Linked DNA regions of Homo sapiens: region 1 is linked to region 2. Evidence: read pairs that join two places in POLR2A ChIA-PET (ENCODE). Cell type or tissue: PC-3. All regions are shown on one strand. Links, peaks and the distances in the headings refer to the core of each region. The heading gives the core; the rest is flanking DNA. Region 1 overlaps LOC107985018 (a long non-coding RNA gene). Region 2 holds the start of LOC105378813 (a long non-coding RNA gene).

The links. ChIA-PET counts read pairs that join two places held together with the same protein. Peaks named below come from ENCODE experiments on the same cell type or tissue, not always from the same donor. Only the 100,000 strongest peaks of a DNase experiment are listed, where the experiment ranks them.
Region 1: POLR2A ChIA-PET joins it to region 2 with 7 read pairs; 3 of 35 experiments call an interaction of 5 or more read pairs at or near these places.

The regions. Positions count from the first base shown.
Region 1 is chr1:81,279,297-81,283,696 of GRCh38, forward strand. The region is part of intron 1 of LOC107985018 (a long non-coding RNA gene); the gene reads right to left. Among named protein-coding and RNA genes, the nearest start is that of ADGRL2, 520 kb to the right of the region's middle. In PC-3, for the core only: no CTCF peak of the experiment used is centred there; no DNase peak of the experiment used is centred there.
Region 2 is chr1:81,177,509-81,181,908 of GRCh38, forward strand. It overlaps LOC105378813 (a long non-coding RNA gene), which reads right to left and starts at 339. Exons shown (of 2, transcript XR_947531.2): 1 at 239-339. In PC-3, for the core only: no CTCF peak of the experiment used is centred there; a DNase peak (open chromatin) is centred at 1,923; H3K27ac peaks cover 722 bases.

The DNA of each region.
Region 1 (4,400 bases), core at 148-4,147, 100 kb after region 2:
TGGGGACCATCTTTCCTGCATCCTTCCAGTATTTAATAATGGTACTAACATCTGTCATTTTTTTTTCTGGATGAAGTATTGTTCTTGATTAACTATCTTGACTGAATTTTGAGGGGAGCACTTTCGAAGGCTGCTGCTCGGCTTTCCCTGAGATAGCTCTTTCTCGTTGGGTGAAGAAACCAATGTAAGGATTTTACCAGATACCAAATATGTCTCTTCTTGGACTGTATACATGTCCACTCTAATGCTCTACCCTTCATATCAAGATCAACTGAAACCCTGTATCCAACAGTCCTCAAAAATGTCTGAGCGATCCCCTTTTCCCAATTTAGAATGGCCCAGAAGTACCTTAGCAGGAAGAATGAGGGTTAACAGTTGGTGTATTTTCTTGCTGTAATGTTGCAAGGTCTTAAGTCTTGGAACTTATTCTTTAGTCAATAATGATTTCAGATATGAAAATAGTCTCAGTTATAGAAATACGAATATTATTTATTTAAGGCCGTCACCCTTGGCCTCCTGTATTTTAAAAAGCTATATAGACAAGCAATACACTTGATGGTTCCCCATTTACCTAGAAATAAGATATTCTATTAATTATCTCCATTGCTCTCAGCAGATCAACATTTCCCTGCATCCTGGTTGTCACTCCAAACTCGCCTTCATCACATCTTACCTTGCTTCCAAAGTGCCTATTATCTTGGGATCCTCCTATTCCAACTGTTGGTAGGGCACAGTTATTTCCCCCTCTTAGTAGGTTTGGCACTTATCTGCCTGATTTCTTGTTGTGATTTAACCTATTTTGTCATCTGGTTATGAGGAGGGAAGGTAGGATTAAATACAGATGTTCTGTATTTAATAGTAAATACAGATGTTCTGTATGTTCTCTGGCAAAACAGAGACCTCTGCATCATCTTTAAGCAGTAGCCTTTAACCAGGAAGGGTAGGCCACTTCTGCAATCGCAGCAAATTCAGAGTATCTAAAGATTTGAGAATTTTAACACATAAACTTAGATGTGCTTAACCCATTTCTCACCTGGACGTGGCAGGCTTGCTAAGATGGAAAATGCAACTTCCTCTGGAGATTTGTTATGCAGATGATTAAGCACTGGGTTGACATCTGCTTTCCAACCATAGAAGACAAAAATCCTTTCTATGTTATCCAGTAGGTCCTCTGGCTTTCACACGTAGCTTGTAATTGGTAATTAATCTCAGCCTTCCATTGACTTTCTCCAGTGTATATAGGTTCCCCCTCAGCAATAGCCATCCAATGACATGACTTTTTTTTTTTGAGACAGGGTCTCACTCTGTCACCTAGGCTGTAATACGATGGTGCAATCTCAGCTCTAATCACCTCCTAAGGTCAAGCGATTCTCCCACCTCAGCCTCCTGAGTAGTTGGGATTACAGGTGGGCACCACCATGTCCAGCTAATTTTTGTATTTTTTTGGTAGAGAGGGGGTTTCAACATGTTGCCCAGGCTGGTCTCAAACTCCTGACCTCAAGTGATCCTCCCACCTTGGCCTCCCCAAGTGCTGGGATTACAGGCATGAGCCACTACACCTGGCACACCGTGACTCTTATAATTACAATTTTCCTCAAACATCTCAAACACCTGAGACACTGCTCCCAGCAGTACATTCCTTCCATCAGCATCCTATTCTAAGTCCAATTCCCCACTGGTGGAAGTTTTATCATTGCCTTGCTATGGCATGTCAAGAGCTAGCCACACTCCAACCACTAACAGTGATGGTTATAGTCAGCTGATTTGTCCAGCTCCAAAATTCTATTTTATGGTCTTCCTCCTAACACCACTCCCAGTACCAACTAGTTCAAGTTGGGCTCTCCCAGTAAACAGATACTGAGATTGAGATTTGTGTGCAGAGGTTTATTGGGCAGTGCTGTTAGGAACAACTCTGAGTAAAGCAAGGGGAGGGAGAAGGATTGGAGGAAATTAAAATGTGATATCATTGTGAGTGTAGCCTTAGCTCATCCCATTGGAACCTCTGAAGCTGAGATGATCCTTCGGAGGTAACCTAAATAAAGACCAAGGGCCAGATCTTTGTATTACCACATTAACTACTCACTGGATGAGGGCTACCTCTGGGGGGTGGCATAAACTTGGAGGTGGCATGTTCCTTTACGTCAAAAAAGCCGTTATGGAGCCCTTAACCATCTTATGCTCATGGGATCTCAGAGAATGAATATCTCAATCATACTCAAAGAGAGTACTTCAAAGGGAGATTTGTGTGGTACAACACAGTATCCACTACACTATCACTTAAAGCCTACATCAAATTCCACCTTTGTACTTCCAAGCTGAAAATATCTTCATTTTCCCTCTGAATTCCCATAAAACTTTGTTATACTTTTCTCATAATACCATCTTCAACTACATTTATAGATAAATCTAATCTTTCCTTTTATATTTAAAATTCCTTGGGTTCAGACTTTGTGTGCAATTTATCTTCAAGTTTCTTACTAAGTCTATTTCTGTACTTTCTCATTGTGTAATCAATAACTGTTTTATCTTACAAATTTCTATTCATCTTCAAATCTCAGCTTACAAATCATTTCTTCAAGAAACCTTCTCTAAACCCCCAGACTCAGGAAGATTATACATGTTCATAACACCTTGTACTTGTCTATCATCACATTAATTACAATTATATTTAATTTGTCACAAAAGTAGTTATTTAATAGGCTTCCACTGCTAGAATAAAAGTTCACGAAGTCAAGATCCAGGTCTCCCCTGTTCACTACTTTACCTACAGAAATTAGCACAATGCCTGGCGCATAATTGGCTGCTAAATAAATAGTTATTGAGCAAAAGAATGGATGAACTAATGAATGAAGAGGAGAGTCTCCTTCAATATGAAAGTAAAGAATAAAAATTAACAGTCACTCAACTAGTGGCCTGAATTTTTTCATGAGCTTGCTTTCCTCCAAAGATCTTTCTGGGATTGCACCAAGGGGCTGCTTTCTTGAGGTGATAAAAGGATCAAAGTATTTCAGGCATTTGGATTGCAGGACAGAGCCTAGTGAGACTCCAAAGGGGTTGGCCTTCTGGAAGACAACATGAGGAACTTGAGATTCTGAGATTTAAGACAGGATACAGAGGTACTTCTATACGAATGATGAATTTGGATAGTAAATATTAGTGTTGAAGCCAAACTCTGTCTTGTTTGCTATCTGACCCCATCCATCACCAATGATCAGAGGACTGCATTTGAGTCATCTCAAGACGTTTATAACTAAGCCACCTCACTGTGCTATTAGAAAACAAGAGAAGTAATTACTGCACAGGGCTTTTCTGTCAAGTTCCTTGAACAGATAACACTGAAGCCAGAAAGGATCACAAGCACTCTCTTTCCTAGCCTCATCATGAATTTTCTGTCAGGATTGGTTCATTTTATACTCGGTTTTATATATGGGTAAACATATTTATTCTATGTGTTCATGCACCAATATTTGTTATTTCATTTTAGTATTTTTTAACTTCTTGTTAAAGAGTTTGTGTTTTGGCATGAGGTTATATAAGTTCAAATCCTGTCCAATTAGCTATCTTCAAAAAACCACTTGGCCTCAGTTTCCCCATCTTTAAAACAAAAGATAACAGAAAAAGCTACCTCAGGGTTATTGTAAAGAACAAATTAAGAAGTCAGTACAAAAGCGCTTTGTATGTGGTAAATCCCCACCTCCATGATTAGCTGTGATAGTGACAGGCCATTCTCAATACAGGACATTGTTAGGTATTTATGCTACGGTGGTGGGCTTCCTTCTGTTGACAGTTTATTTGAGGCAGGTAAAAATACCATCATAACCTAAATGATTACTTTGTTCAACAAACGTGCTTCAGAAGGAAGCACCTAGTATTAGCATGTGCTAGCAAAGGCACTCAATAATTGACTGCTAACTGGTTGATGTTCATGAAAATCAGGCAAAAATTTAGGAGGAATTTTCAGTTGTTATAAAGCTGGGTCATTATCAAATGTTACTTATCATGCCTCATTTTTACACTGTGTATCGAGATTTAGGAAAATAACTGGCTAGCTTTTCTCAAACTACATATTCAGACGTAGTTTTAGTTTTTGTTTTTATTTTTTTTTTTAATTTCTTAATTTTTTTTTTCTGTTTTGTTTTGTTTAGAGACAGGGTCTTGTTAGGTTTTCCAGGCTGGTCTTGAACTCCTGGCCTTAAGTGATCCCCCTAAGGCACAGGAATCACAAGCATGAGACACTGCACCTGGCCTGGTTTGAGTTTTCTCATAGTCATATTATCTATGTTTTCATGTCATTTATTTATGAAGAAATTCTTACGGCCCACAGGTCTGATTAAGTTCCTGCTAAGGGAATCTTCTGAGTAACTTTGCCACTATAGGGAGCCCTTTGGCTTTCTGACAGA
Region 2 (4,400 bases), core at 321-4,320:
CATAATGAAGGCTGACCTTTCAGTTGTAAGTGCGCCTTAAAAAGATCAGTTCTACAGGGCCTGCCATCCATTTTTTGCATGGTTGTTGAAAAGGTGGCAAAAGTCTTATGCAGAACAAACTTCTTTTTAGGCTTTCTTTTTCATATTGCTTCTTGCATGAAATAGCAAGGCAAAGAAGTGCAGACTTACAAATCTCATTCATTGAGTATGAAGTATACAATATATATTATGCTCTTACCATATGCCTTCACTGTTTTACACACTGTGGATACTATTGTGTCTGGAATTGGTGGGTTCTTGCTCTCACTGACTTCAAGAATGAAGCCGCAGACCCTCGCGGTGAGTGTTACAGCTCTTAAGGTGGCGCGTCTGGAGTCTGTCCCTTCTGATGTTCAGATGTGTTCGGAGTTGCTTCCTTCTGGTGGGTTCGTGGTCTCGCTGGCTCAGGAGTGAAGCTGCAGACTTTCGCGGTGAGTGTTACAGCTCTTAAGGCAGCGCGTCTGGACTTGTTCATTCCTCCCCGTGGGCTCGTGGTCTCGCTGGGCTCAGGAGTGAAGCTGCAGATCTTCGCGGTGAGTGTTACAGCTCATAAAAGTAGCATGGACCCAAAGAGTGAGCAGTAGCAAGATTTATTGCTAAGAGCGAAAGAACAAAGCTTCCACAGTGTGGAAGGGGACCCGAGGGGATTGCCAATGCTGGCTCGGGCAGCCTGCTTTTATTCTCTTATCTGGCCCCACCCACATCCTGCTGATTGGTAGAGCCGAGTGGCCTGTTTTTTCAGGGCGCTGATGGGTGCGTTTACAATCCCTGAGCTAGATACAAAGGTTCTCCACGTCCCCATCAGATTAGTTAGATACAGAGTTTCAACACACAGGTTCTCCAAGGCCCCAGCAGAGCAGCTAGATACAGAGTGTCGACTGGTGCATTCACAAACCTTGAGCTAAACACAGGGTGCTGATTGGTGTATTTACAATCCCTGAGCTAGACATAAAGACTCTCCACGTCCCCACCAGACTCAGGTGCCCAGCTGGCTTCACCTAGTGGATCCGGCACCGGGGCTGCAGGTGGAGCTGCCTGCCAGTCCTGCACCGTGCACTCACATTCCTCAGCCCTTGGGTGGTCAATGGGACTGGGCGCCGTGGAGCAGGGGGTGGTGCTCGTCAGGGAGGCTTGGGCCGCACAGGAGCCCATGGAGTGGGTGGGAGGCTCAGGCATGGCGGGCTGCAGGTCCCGAGCCCTGCCCCGCGGGAAGGCAGCTAAGGCCCGGCGAGAAATCGAGCACAGCGCTGGTGGGCCGGCACTGCTGGGGGACCCAGTACACCCTCCGCAGCCACTGGCCCGGGTGCTAAGTCCCTCATTGCCCAGGGCCAGCAGGGCTGGCTGGCTGGCTGCTCTGAGTGCGGGGCCCGCCAAGCCCACGCCCACCCGGAACTCCAGCTGGCCCGCAAGCTCGGCACGCAGCCCCGGTTCCCGCTCGCGCCTCTCCCTCCACACCTCCCTGCAAGCTGAGGGAGTGGGCTCCAGCCTTGGCCAGCCCAGAAAGGGGCTCCCACAGTGCAGTGGGGGGCTGAAGGGCTCCTCAAATGCTGCCAAAGTGGGAGCCCAGGCAGGGGAGGTGCCGAGAGCAAGTGAGGGCTGTGAGGACTGCCAGCACGCTGTCACCTCTCACTATGGGAAATGAGGATTCTTGATATAATAGAGTGTATATTTTGGGGAAAAGCAGAAGTGAGATGGAAAATATAAGGATTTCAGATAAAGGCATACCTCAGAGATAATGTGGGTTTGGTTTCAAACCACTGCAATAAACTGAATATCACAGTAAAGTGAGTAACACAATTGTTTTGGTTTCCCAGTGCATATTGAAGTTGTGTTTACACTACACCATAGTCTATTACATGTGTAGTAATAGCACTTTGCCTATGAGGTAAACATGTACAAAGGTCAGGGTGGAGGCATGACTAACACAAGATGTTAAGAATGATATGAACGTGTCTTTGCTATTTCTGCCTAATGACTCAGTCTGATATAAAACCCTTTCTTCTGGTAAATGGTGGCATAGAGTATGGGATAGTGTGATAGCAAATTTGACCTTTTATTAATCACAAAATAAAAAACCTCTAGCTTAAGTTTGGAGATTTCTCAAAGAACTTAAACAGAACTGTCATTTGATGCAACAAACCCATTACTGCTTATATACCCAAGGGAATATAAATTATTCTGCTGTAGAAACTCATGCACGTGTAAGTTTGTCACAGCCCTTTTCACAATAACCAAATCATGGATTCAACCTAGATGCCCATCAACAGCAAGGACTTAAATGAGGCAAGAGGGTGCTAAACATTGAATACACATGGATACAAACAGGGGAATCATAAACACGAGGACTTACTTGAAGGTGGAAGGTAGGAGGAGAGTGAGGATCAAAAAACTACCTTCAGGTACCATGCTCACAAACTGGGTGATGAAATCATTTGTACACCAAACCCCAGTGACACACAAGTTACCCATGTAACAAACCTGCACATGTACCCCCAGATTCTAAAATAAAAGTTGGAAGAAAAGAAATTAAAATTAAAAATCTCTAGCTTAAAAAATTCTGATTATAATTTTAAAATATAGTGCACCAATTTTATAGCTGATACTTGGCTTTGCATTTGCTATTTTGATTTGAGTTTCTCTGATTATTAGTAAGTATGGACATTTATTTACAGAGTAATTAGCTACTTCTATTTTCTTTTGTGAATTATATGCAAGCATACCTAAGAGATATTGTGGGGTTGGTTCCAGACCACTGCAATATAGCAAATATTGCAATAAAGAAAGTCACATCTTCTTTTGGTTTCTCAGTACATATAAGCTATGTTTAAACTATACTGTAATCTATTAAGTGTGCAATAGCATTGTGTCTAAAAAATGTATATACCTTAATTTAGCACATTTTATTGCTCAAAAATGCTAATAATCACCTGAGCCTTCAGCTCAGCCTTTTGCTGGTAGAAGGTCTTGCCTTGATGTTGATAGCTGTTGATTGATCAGAGTGATGGCTTTTGAAGGCTGAGGTGGCTTTTCAATTTCTTAAAATAAGACAAAAGTGAAGTTTGTCATATGAAGTGACTCTTCCTTTCACAAAAGAGAGTCTCAACATGCAGTGCTGTTTGGTAACATTTTATTCACAGTATAACTTTTTTCAAAATTGGAATAAATCCTCTCAAACTTTGTTGCTGTTTCATCAACTAAGTTTATATAACATTCTAAGTTCTTTATTGTAATTTCTACAATGTTCACAATATCTCCATCAGGAGTAGGTTTTATCTTTAGAAACTACTTCCTTTGCTTATCCATAAGAAGCAACTACTCATCCATTCAAGTTTTATCATGAGATTATAGCAATTCAGTCACCTCTTCAGGCTCCACTTCTAACTCTAGTTCTCTTGCTTGTTACTACCATATCTGCAGTTACTACCTTCACTAAAGTCTTGAACCCCCTCAAAGTCATTTATGAGGGCTAGCCTTAACTTATTCCAAATTCTTGTTAGTGTTGTTTTTTTACTTCCATAAATCACAAATGTTCTCAATGACATCTAGAATGGGAAATCCTTTCCATAATGTTTTTAATTTCTTTTGCCCAAATCCAACAGAGGAATTACCATCTACAACAGCTATAGCCTTACGAAACATATTTCTTAGATAATAAGACTTGAAAGTCAAAATTACTCCTGATCTATGAACTGCAAAATAGATATCATGTTAGCAGACATGAAAATAACATTAATTCCTTGTACATCTAGATCAGAGGTCTTTTATGACTAGGTGCCTTTTCATTGACCAGTAACACTTTGAAAAAAAAAATCTTTTTTCTGATTTGTAGGTCTCAACAGTGGGCTTAAAACATTCAGCAAACCATGCTGTAAACAGATGTGCTGTCATCTAGGCTCTGTTGTTCCATTTATAGAATACAGGAGCACAGGCAGACAGGATTTAGCGTGTTCTTAAGAGCCTTGGGATTTCAGAATGACAAATGATCATTAGCTTCAACTTAAAGTCACCAGTTGAATTAGCCCCTAACAGAGAGCGAGAGTCAACCTGTTCTATGAAGCCTGGCATTGACTTCTCCATGCTACCCATGAAAGAACTAGCTGGCGTCTTCTTCTAATACAATACTGTTTTGTCTACATCGAAGATCCGTTTTTTATTGTAGCCACCTTCATCAATTATCTTTGCTAGATCTTCTACAGAACTTGCTACAGTTCACCTTGGAGAAGTTGAGGGAGACATCAACACTTGCTGCTTTACCTTGCACTTTTATGTTAGAAAGACAGTTTCTTTCCTTAAATCTCGTGAAGCAAACTCTGCTAGTTTTAAACTTTCCATTTGCAGCTTCTTTACCTCTCTCAGCATTC